2 separate regions of the Homo sapiens genome follow, and region 1 is linked to region 2. The links are chromatin loops, found by intact Hi-C in ENCODE. Cell type or tissue: endothelial cell of umbilical vein. All regions are shown on one strand. Each heading gives the region's core, and the rest is flanking DNA. Links, peaks and the distances in the headings are about the cores only. Region 1 holds the start of IL4R (interleukin 4 receptor). Region 2 has its middle 34 kb from the start of IL21R.

Evidence for each region. Hi-C counts contacts between places; a loop is a spot of excess contacts. Peaks named below come from ENCODE experiments on the same cell type or tissue, not always from the same donor. Only the 100,000 strongest peaks of a DNase experiment are listed, where the experiment ranks them.
Region 1: a loop joins it to region 2, with 5 times the contacts of the local background. A loop is called at or near these places in 35 of 110 quality-filtered maps.

The regions. Positions count from the first base shown.
Region 1 is chr16:27,311,385-27,316,754 of GRCh38, forward strand. It overlaps IL4R (interleukin 4 receptor), which reads left to right and starts at 2,590. Exons shown (of 11, transcript NM_000418.4): 1 at 2,590-2,636. RefSeq lists enhancers at 1-980, 1,803-2,533 and silencers at 2,311-2,610, 2,631-2,840, 3,281-3,330. In endothelial cell of umbilical vein, for the core only: no CTCF peak of the experiment used is centred there; DNase peaks (open chromatin) are centred at 2,107, 3,167, 4,047 and 4,577; H3K4me3 peaks cover 2,500 bases; H3K27ac peaks cover 3,381 bases.
Region 2 is chr16:27,365,572-27,370,941 of GRCh38, forward strand. No RefSeq gene overlaps it. Among named protein-coding and RNA genes, the nearest start is that of IL21R, 34 kb to the right of the region's middle. RefSeq lists enhancers at 1-686, 2,060-2,119, 2,150-2,229 and a silencer at 4,243-4,443. In endothelial cell of umbilical vein, for the core only: a CTCF peak has its summit at 2,702 (motif pointing left); DNase peaks (open chromatin) are centred at 2,140 and 2,650; H3K27ac peaks cover 1,847 bases.

The DNA.
Region 1 (5,370 bases), core at 208-5,207, 54 kb before region 2:
GGATGGGAGCCCAGTTTGGGAGTCCAGGAGGGGATATAGCCCAAGCCATACATTCCCAAAGGACTTCAAAGGTAGACTTTTGCTGTCGTCTCCCGATGACATGGGGCACAAACTCAGAAACACAGACAGGACAAAGGCAGCTTGCAGGGCTGAACTGCCTGGGATGAAGCATCAACCGTGTGGGTGTGCGGATGTGTGAGTAATGAGTGTGAGGGAGTATGAGTGTGGACGGGAGTGGAAGTCACACCTAATCCAGAGGATTCCTATTCCTCCTGAAACCCAAGCTTCCAGGAAAGCCCTTCCTGTGGCCTTCTCTCCCTAGTCCTCTTAGCGTCTGCCTGGGCTGCCCCCAGTACGGGGTTTATTACACTCAATTGCTTACATCTGTTCACTTCAATTGCTTACGTCTGCTCACTTGTCAGTGCCCCAACCAGGTCCTCAGGGCTAGGAAGCAGGGGCTGGATCTATTTCTTGCTCTCCCTAGCCCCCAGCTCACGACTTGGCATATGGAGGCATCCACAAACAGATGCCGAAGGATGGGAGTTTTTCCACACTCCCACGCCACCTCCAGGTATTTGCTCATGCTGTCCCTTCCACCTGCATGTTTTTCTGCATTGATTCAGGCACTGGTCAGAGGTCACCTCCTCCAGGAAGCCATCCCTGACCCCAGGGAACTGACTTATCTTTACTGTCACTTCCGGGGGTGGGTTGGTGGCTGTCTTGCTCACTTGGTTGTAAGGTCTCAGAGGGCAGGGATTGTGTCTGTTTCATGTCTTCAGGTCTGCGTCATCAGCGCTTGTCACAAGGTTAGACACACAGTAGGACCAAGACAGACCAAGTACATGAAAGAATGATTGACATATGGGCCAGGCGTGGTGGCTCACACCTGTAATCCCAGCACTTCGGGAGGCAGAGGCAGGCAGATCACCTGAGGTCAGGAGTTTGATACCAGCCTGGCCAACATAGTGAAACCTCATGTCTACTAAAAATACAAAAATGAGCCGGACGTGGTGGTGCACGCTTGTAATTCCAGCTACTCAGGAGGCTGAGGCAGGAGAATTGCTTGAACTCAGGAAGTGGAGGTTGCAGTGAGCTGAGATCACCCACTGCACTCCAGCCTAGGCAATGGAATGAGACCCCATCTTCAAAAAAAAAAAAAGAATGATTGACGTGCAGTGGCCCCTGCCCTGGGAAGCCAACCCTCACCCTCCACCACAGCACTTGATCCCATTGGGCAGTCCTTGGCTTCCACCCTCAAACTGAGAGCTCCTTGAGGGCAGCAGGGGGTCAAATTACTCTCTGGGTTCTCAGCACTGCCCAGTGTGAGTCCAAATATCTCCCACCTCCCCTGTCTCCGCTCTTTCCTCACTCAGGGCTCCACAGCCATGCCGGCCTTCAGCAATTCCTCCTGCAGGCTGAGCTGGTTCCCACAGGGCCTTTGCACTAGCTCTTCCCTCTCCCTACACAAGTCTTCCCCCATAGGCTCTTCAGAGTCTCAGCTCAAATGGCCTCTACTCAAAAAGCCTCTTCCAGACCACCTGCCCCACTGGTCTAAGAGGTCCCTACTTTCTTCTTGGGCCCTCCTGACCTGAAATACTTTGTTGAGTGTTTTCCCCCCAGTCATCTGGCTGCATCCGGGTTCTTATGGTGTCCAGACGTTAATGGTCTATGGGGCCTGTGTTCGAATCCCAGCTCCACCCCTGCTCCTGCTTACCTGCAGAGTGATTCTGAGTTTCTTTCTTTTCTTTTTTAAAATTTTATAAATGTCAATTTTTGTAGATAGGGGTCTCGCTAACAGGGTTGCCCAGGCTGGTCTCGAACTATGGGGTTCAAGTGATCCTCCCGCCTCAGCTTCCCAAAGTGCTGGGATTACAGGCATGAGCCACTTTGCCCAACCCATTTTGAATTTCTTAAGGACTCTGTGCCTCAGTTTCCTGATTTGTAAAACCGGTGATAGTATCACTCCCTTATAGGGTAGTTGCCAGGATTGAACGAGTTAACATTTGCAGTGCCCGACAGATTGTACTAGTTACTGATTGAAGGGCTGTTTTACTATCCAAATGTGGCTGGAGTAGGAGTTGGGTAAACATTTATTGAAGAATGTGCAACCACTCTCACTTGGAAGCCGGGCTGTTAGGAAGGGGAGGAGGATTCCAGTCGCCCAGCCCTCCCCCACCAAACGCAACTGCCCCGGCGCAAAAGAGGCCGCGGAGGCCAGGCAGGAGCAGGTCCTGGAGGCCTGGTCGGCGTGGGCGTTTTATTCCGAGACCAAGGGGATCCACTGCAGAGTTCTCCGCTGGGCGTGACCTCGGGCTACGGCGTGGGAGGAAGCGCGCGGCAAGACACCCAGCGAGGTGCTGGGGTCGCCCCCAGGAGAGGACGGCGGCTCGGACTGTCCGGCGGCGGCGGCGGGGACAGCGACAGGGGCGCGAGGTGGCCGGGACCCGGGCCGGGCGCGCCGGGCGGGGCGGCGCATGCAAATCTGCCGGGCGCCGGGGCGGGGAGCAGGAAGCCGGGGCGGGCTGGGTCTCCGCGCCCAGGAAAGCCCCGCGCGGCGCGGGCCAGGGAAGGGCCACCCAGGGGTCCCCCACTTCCCGCTTGGGCGCCCGGACGGCGAATGGAGCAGGGGCGCGCAGGTAGGATCCGGGGCCCGCGCGCGGATCGGGTTGCGAAGGTATCGCCCGGGCACGCCGGCTGAGGGCGTTCGGGAAGGGCTCGGCCGCCGGCGGGGACCACGGGGACCACCCCGACTCCGAGCGGGGCCCGAGCCCGCGACTCTCGGTGCGCGCGGAGCAGCGCCCGGTTCCGTCCTTGCCGCCGAACGGCAGCGGAGGCGCGAGGCCCGGGGTACGTGGACACCCAGCGCTCCCCAAAGCCGGTGCTGGCAGTGAGACCTCCGCCGGGACGGCCTGCGGGGGTGGGGGGCTTGGGGTTAGGCTGTCGGAGGCCACGCAGCCCCTCTTCTCCGGGCAGTGGCGCCCAGCCCTGCGCTCAGGAAGTCAGTGAGGACTTCGGAGAGAGAAAGGGTGGGGAAAGTTCTGAGAACTGTAAATTTGAGTAGTAGGTCAGTGAATCGGGGCGGTCTCCGCCTCCGAATATCAGATGGACCCAATAATCGCGATCATTGACTGGGACTTGTTTTACTGAAAGGATGCCAAGTGAAACCTCCCACTAACTTCTCTGTGGCCGGTGCTGTGCGTCATGGACATTGTACAGATGAGGTCACCAAGACCCCAGCCGCTTTAGTAACTTGCCCTAAGGTGCCGCCCACTTGGGAGTCCGTGGGGCAGCAGGACTAGAGCCCAGGCAATCCCACGCCAGAGCCAGCTGCTCTCCATCTCTCAATCACGTTTGAGGAGCCCCCACAATAACCAGAATCTCCGGGAGATTTGCTTAAAATGCAGATTCCCAGGTCCTTGCCCTGAGATTCAGATTCAGTAAACCCAGGAATCTGATCTTTATTTTATTTTTAAAAATTTATTTTATAAAGATGGTGTCTCACTATGTTGTCCAGGCTGGCCTCAAGTGATCCTCCCACCTCGGCCTCCCAAAATGCTGGGATGACAGGTGTGAGCCACTGAGCCCTGATTTTTTTTTTAAACAAAATCTGGATTTCTTAGACTTAAGCAAGATAGGGGACCACTAGTTTGTCTGCTTCTGGGGTTCAAGGAATGCCCCCAGGCCAGCGCTAACCCTGCTCCAGTTCTAGTCTCTCCCCTTCCCCAGCCCTCTGGGAGGCATGACCCACTGCACTTCCCTGCCCCCAGTAGCCTATGAGGAGCCCAAGGCATTTGCTGGGACCTCAGTGCCTTTATCAAAATCCCAAAGTCCAATGGGGAAACAGGCTCAGGTGTAGGTTTGGCCAGGGTGTCCTGCACATTAGGGCATTCCAGGGTCCTGCAGGGGTTTCTTAGAACTCGGCTAGCCCAGCCCATGAATGGGAGGTGACCTGCTAAGCCACTCATTCACTCACTAGCACTCATTCAGCTCCTGCGAGGCCCTGGGTGGTGTTCTGGGCACTGGTGCTTGCCTCAAGGAGCACCCCCTCTGCAGGAAGACAGACGTGAGGGCTGGGAGGGTGCGGATGCACCAGCGGCTGCAGGACCACAAGCCAGAGGGGATCAGCTCTTCAAAGGTCACTGGGCCAGGCTTCCCAGCACCCAGGGACCCTGAGCTAGCCTTGTGAGTAGAGCAGGGGAGTCTGGCAGGTAGAGGATGGGAGGTAAAGGGAGGCACAGAGTGGGCGGAGGCTGGGAAGTGTGAAAGGGCACTGTGTACAGAACCTAGGGAGTAAGCAGAAGCCAGAGATGGATGGAAAGTTGGGCTGGGCTGCATTGTGGAAAGCCTTGAATGCCATGCCAAGGAACTTGGGCCAGTGTATTCACCTTGGCTTGAGTTGTAAAAGCAACAATGCAGATTCCTGGGCCCCACCCTGGGCCTCTGGATCTGAATCTGGAGGGAGACGCTGGGGAGGCAGCAGGGAGGAAAACCTGCAGTCACTCACCCCATTTACAACACATGCAGTTACCGGCAGGTCCGAGATAACCTAAGGGTTTCCAAATGCTAGGAAGTGACTCAATGACTGATATGTTTAATACAATACAATCCCGGTTGCAAAATGCCCAGGGCAAGGGTGGGGGTGTTCAGTTTTCTAATGCTCCCAGTTCAAAAAGGAGCTGAAATGAATTGTCAAAGAAGTGACAAGCTGGGCGCAGTGACTCACACCTGTAATCCCAGCACTTTGGGAGGCTGAGAGAGGATCGCTTGAACCCAGGAGTTTGAGACCAGCCTGGGCAACATAGTGAGATCCTGTTCCTACAAAAAAAATTTAAAAACTTAGCCAGGCGTGGTAGCAGGTGCCTCTAGCCCCAGCTATTTGGGAGGCTGAGGTGGGAGGATGGCTTGAGCCCAGGTGGTCAAGGCTGCAGTGAACTATGATTGTGCCACTGCACTGTAGCCTGGGTGACAGAGCGAGACTCTGTCTCAAAATAAACAAATACATAAATACATGAGAAGAGAGAACCTTTTCTACCTCCCCCATCTCCCTGCCCTCTTCCACCCACCCCATCTGGGACGATGGAGGAGAGCGTTTGGGATTAGATGCCCCACCTCTCGACTGCCCTCACTGGTACCTGGGAGTGAGGCCAGGACAGAAGCCGCCTAAGTACTGTTCTTCCTCACATTTGTAAAAGTGAACTTTCTTGAGGGTTGATGACATGTTTTATAAGCTACTTCACACAATGTCCAACACCCAGTGGGTCCACAATCAATGTATATGTCTGTTGTTACCTGTCAAAACGTATAGCTGGGGAGTGACAGTATGGACTTGAGCCAGATCACCCAGTGCAAATGCTGGCTTTGCTGCTTACT
Region 2 (5,370 bases), core at 190-5,189:
CAGATTACCAGCATGAGTAACTGATGCTTACCTGCCGGGGATCTCTGGAAGACCATGCATGGCACATGCCCAGTTATGCCTGCAAAGGAGAGGGAGCTGGGGTATTTGTCCACCAGCTCCCATCTGTCATTGGCTGAGAGCTGCTTCCAGGAGCATTAATTCTCCAGCACTTCCAGCTACTCCAGGAAAAAAAAAATTCTTCAACTGAGAGTTGGAGGTGTTGAGAGACTCTGGCACACCAAGAAGACAGGAACAGGACACCAACAGTGGCTGATGATACACTGCCAAGGTCACACAGCTAGTTAGCAACAGATCTATAGTGGAATCCAGACAGTGTCTCCATCACCCAGGCTCTCTGTAGTGATCTGCGCTTCACATCCGAGGCAGGCAGAGGGATGGTGTGGGCCTTAGATGGGAAGGCTGGGAACCTGAAGCTCCTATGTCTGTATCACTTTTGCTTCTCTGAGTAGCTGCCCTGATTTCACACTTGAGGGGCTTGGCCATTTTAGATTCCTTCCTGCTCTAGGAGCCTACATACTACACTGGAAATGATGGGGAGCTCTCTACCTCACATGCAGCCTGATGTTTGTTAGAAACACCTCCTTGCGCCAGGCATGATGGCTCATGGCTGTAATCCCAGCAATTTGGGAGGCTGAGGCGGGTGTATCACTTGAGGTGAGGAGTTCAAGACCAGCCTGGCCAATATGGTGAAACCCTATCTCTACCAAAAAATAAAAAATTAGCCGGGTGTGGTGGTGGGTGCCTGTAATCTCAGCTACTTGGGAGGCTGAGTTGGTAGAATTGCTTCAACCTGGGACGCGGAGGTTGCAGTGAGCTGAGATTGTGCCATTGCACTCCAGCTTGGATGACAGAGTGAGACCCTGTCTCAGGAAAAAAAAAAAAAAACAAAAAAAACCTTGTTCTAAGCCAAAATCAATCCCTTTAGCTGCCCAAATCACACAGTTTACAGATGGAGAAACAGTTTTAGAGAGGAAAAGGGACTTGCCCAAAGTCACCCAGAGAATGGCAGAGCCTGAACTAGCCTTCTGGACTTCTTGCCTCCAAAAGCTCTTTATAATAAAATATAATTTTAAATAAAAATAGTTATCTGTTTAGGGCCAAGCAATATGCTAAGTGCCGTCCAGCCACTGTGTCATTTACGTCTCCAAACAGCTCTAGTTGGGAGGCTCAATGATTATCCCAATTTTACAGATAAGGAAACAGGTCCAGAGAGGTTGAGGATTAGCCTAGAACCACACAGCTAGGAAATCCTGGAGCCAGGATTTGAACCCGGGTCTGACCTAAGAGCTCCCAGCCGCCGTGATATATCAGCTTATGTCATCCTGACACCTACGCAGATGTCGGCTCGAATCCACTTTGCCTGAGCATTGTCTCAGAGAAATCTAATTTAAAAATTAGGCAGCAAATAGAAAATATATTTGACTGCTAGAGATGCAATGGGACTGGGAGCCCAACAAAGGATCTTAGGCAAAAGAAATCCAAGTTGTTGGCCTCAGCAACTATTACTGAACTGGCTGGGCTTTGGGAAGCTACAGAGGGATGAGAAGACCTGGTGGATCAGGTGGGCCCAACTCAGGCTGGCCCCCACCCTGCAGGAAGTAGGAAAAGTCCAGGGTCATAGGCCCAGTGAGATGCCGGCTGCGGGAGTTTCAGCCTCCGGGGCTGGACCAGAGGGCAGGAGGGGACGCCCCTGGGTAGCAGCGCCAGAGTGGGCTGAGTGGCCTGGGCCCCTGCGGGGGAGCTTTCAGAGATGTTGATTTGGGGGTACTCCCTCAGCCCTGCCTTTACACAGAATTTGTGGGGGATGAGGGGAGGGGGAAAGGGGGGAGGAAGGCAGTGAGTGCATCTGAATTTTTTTTTTTTTTTTACAAAAAGTGGCTTATTGCATTTTTCTGATTACTCTATCAGCACGTGCAGACCTTTTCCTATTCAGAGAAAGCCTGAAGATATAAAGAGGAAAGTGAAGAAAAACCACCGGAAATCCCATCCCCGCCCCAGCATCTGGCACTGTGTGGGCGATCACGAAATGAGCGCTTGTTTTTGAAGGCGTAGTATCTCCGTGAACATCCGGTTGAACAACCTTTCTGACTTTATTTTTCCCACGAAAGTTATTAATTAAAAAACAAAAAGCAAAACACCGAAAAAACAAAAAACCCAGCAAGTGTTTGAGCTCCCACCACGAGGGAGGCCTGACGTCACTGGATCCTCCCGGCAGCCGATGAGGCTGCATGGGACTTGCCCACGATGTGCTGTTACCGAGTGGCATAGCCAGGCTTCAAACCAGAGTCCTAGCTAACCGCCCTGTATATACCATGGGCTCATCATCTTCCCTGGTTCCAGCTCAGAACAGAGACTCAGAGGAACAAGGGCTCTGCGCTCACCCTGCCTGGTTAGGTCCAGCCTTTCCAATTCCAAGCTGTGTGACCATGGGAAAAGTGTTTGCCCACTCTGGGCCTAAATTTCCTCCTTGGTAAAAGGCACACAAGAGCAGTACTCTGCACGCCACAGTGGTGGGGTGAGCAGCAGATGACGTGGTGGGTGGAGGCCAGGTGACACCAGGCTGCTCTCAAGCTTAACTTGCCTGTGATGGTGGCGGGACCGTGTCAGTTCTTCCACCAAATCCCACCTGTTTCCACGACGTTTATTGACAAGTCAGGGGCACCGCCCCGGGTGGAGGGGGTGTGAAGAGGAAGTCAGCTCCCTGGTCCCTGCTGCCCTCTGGTGACCACATCAGCATCAGCACCTGCTCCATCCCAGCAGCTCCAGGTCCAGGCCGTGCCCAGAAAACTTGGCCTGGGAGATTCCCCACCCGCCCTGCCCCGATCCCACCTCTCTTCCATCTCTGCATTTTCCAGAAATTCCCCCAGCACCAGACAAAAGAGCCTAATGTCCATTAGATATGCTGTGTGGCGCCAGGCCAGCGTGTAACCTCTCTGTGCTTGATTCGTTATCTGTAAAATGGGAATCATTATAATATCTGCCTCATGTAGCTATTGTGAGAATTAAATATGTTAGTACCTGTGAGGTCCTTAGAACTATGCCTGCGGCTGGGCACAGTGGCTCACGCCTGTAATCCCAGCACTATGGGAGGCCAAGGTGGGCAGATTGCCTGAGGTAGGCGTTTGAGACCAGCCTGGCCAACATGGTGAAACCCTGTCTCTATTAAAAATACAAAAATCAGCCAGACATGGTGGCGGGTGCCTGTAATCCCAGCTACTCGGGAGGATGAGGCAGGAGAATTGCCTGAACCCAGGAGGCAGAGGTTGCAGCAAGCGGAGATTGTGCCACTGCACTCCAGCCTGGGCAACAAGTGGGACTCTGTCTCAAAAAAAAAGAACTATGCCTGCAAATAGTTAATGCCTTAAAAGTATTTGCTAACATTCTTCTTCTTCTTCTTTTTTTTTTTTTTTTGAGACAGGGTCTTTCTCTGTCACCCAGGCTGGAGCGCAGTGGCCCAATCCCGGCTCACTGCAGCCTTGAACACCTGGGCTCATGTGATTCTCCCACTTCAGCCTCTCAAGTAGCTGTGACCACAGGTGCACACACCACTAAGCCTGGCTAATTTGTTTTTTAATTTTTTGTAGAGACAGGGAATCACTATGTTGCCTAGGCTAGTCCCAGACTCCTAGGGTTCAAGCAATCCATCCACCTCGGCCTCCCAAAGTGCTAGGATTACAGATGTGAGCCACCATGCCTAGTCTGCTAACATTATCCTTAATATTACACTGAATATGTCTGTGGATTTTGTGGGAGGTGAGGGTATAAAACATAATTAGAGGAAATAATGACATTCTAAATTTAATTTGACTTTATTACAAAAAGGGCAGAATGGAGCAACAGTAATCCAGGACAAAAAATTGTCCCAATCCCATCATTCAACCCACTTGTGTTTGTATCTGTTTGTGCCACTTCTGTGTGTTGTTTACATGCAGAGTCAGTGTTTGCGTATTTGCGGTTTTATATCATTCATTTCTCATCATACATACATATATTTATATTCCTGACATTTTTCTAGGGAATATCTTTATATTCCTGACATTTTTCTCTTTTTCCCTTATGTTCTTCCATACCGGGACTTATAGGACCTTGCCCAGACTCAACTTCCCTCTTCCCCATGGACCCAAGTTGCTGAGCTTCCAACAGGTGTTTACAGCAAAGGAGAATGAGACAGAGAGAAGCAGAGATGCAGAGAGAAAGACAGACAGAGAAGACTAAACTGATTGATCCCAACTCCATTATGATATCTGACTCCAACCACAGAATGACCCTGATCCAGCCACAGACTGACTTCTGATCCTGGCCACAGTCCACCTCCTGTCCTCAGCCACAGAACAGCTCTGACTCAAGCCAGGAACTGAGTCCCGACCCATGTTACTGACTTACTCATGATCCTGGTTGCAGGCTGGCCCCAGCCACATGCTGACCCCTGACCCTCACCACAGATGGATCTTTGATCCCAGCTATAGGCTGATCTCTGATTCTGGCTGCCCTGAACCACCACTCCTATATACTGATGACCCACCTTAGCGTGATCCCACCCAGGAACTGGCATTTCCTGGGACAGGCTCTTGGCCACCTGCTGCTCTGCCCTGGGCACACCAGGCCCTACGCATCCTCCCCCTTCCACCACCATCCATGATTTCCTGATTTCTAGCAGCAAATTTAGCTTGAGTTGGTCAACATAGCTGGGCTGCCTGACCTTCCTCTCTGCCATGGAACCACAGAGCAAGTCAGCAGTTCTCCTTCCTAATCAAAAAGCAGCATGGAGGAGAAGGCTCCTTTGCCACCTTCCTTTCTGCTTTGGATGGTGCTTTTGCAATCATGAGGAGACAAGCCTGGAGATGAAAGGAGGCATTCTGAATATGGTGGAGTGGAAGAAGAAGAAGGCCTGCCTGGGGCTTTGATTACATCACCAAGTGATCAAACCAACCTTAAATTCTTAAATAAACTGTAAGTGTGCTTTTCTTTAAACCACTGTGAGTTTTCTTTTGCAGTCATAAAGCAACCTTAAAAATTGTAGTAGGTACAATAATGAACCCCCCAAGATGTCCATGTCCCAATCCCTGGAACCTGTGAACATGTTACATTACATGGCAAGGGGGGGATTAAGGTTACAGATGGAAGCAGGGTTGCTAATCAACTGAACCTGAGATGTAGAGGGAGATTATCCTTAATTATCCAGACAGGCCCAATATAATCCCAAGGATCTTCATAAGTGAGAGATGCAGGAGAAGCCAAGTCAGAGAGAGATTTCAAAATATTATGCTGCTGGCTTTGAAGATGGAGGGAAGGGCCATGGGCTAAGGAATGCAGGTGACCACTTGAAACTGGAAAAGTCAAGGAACAGAC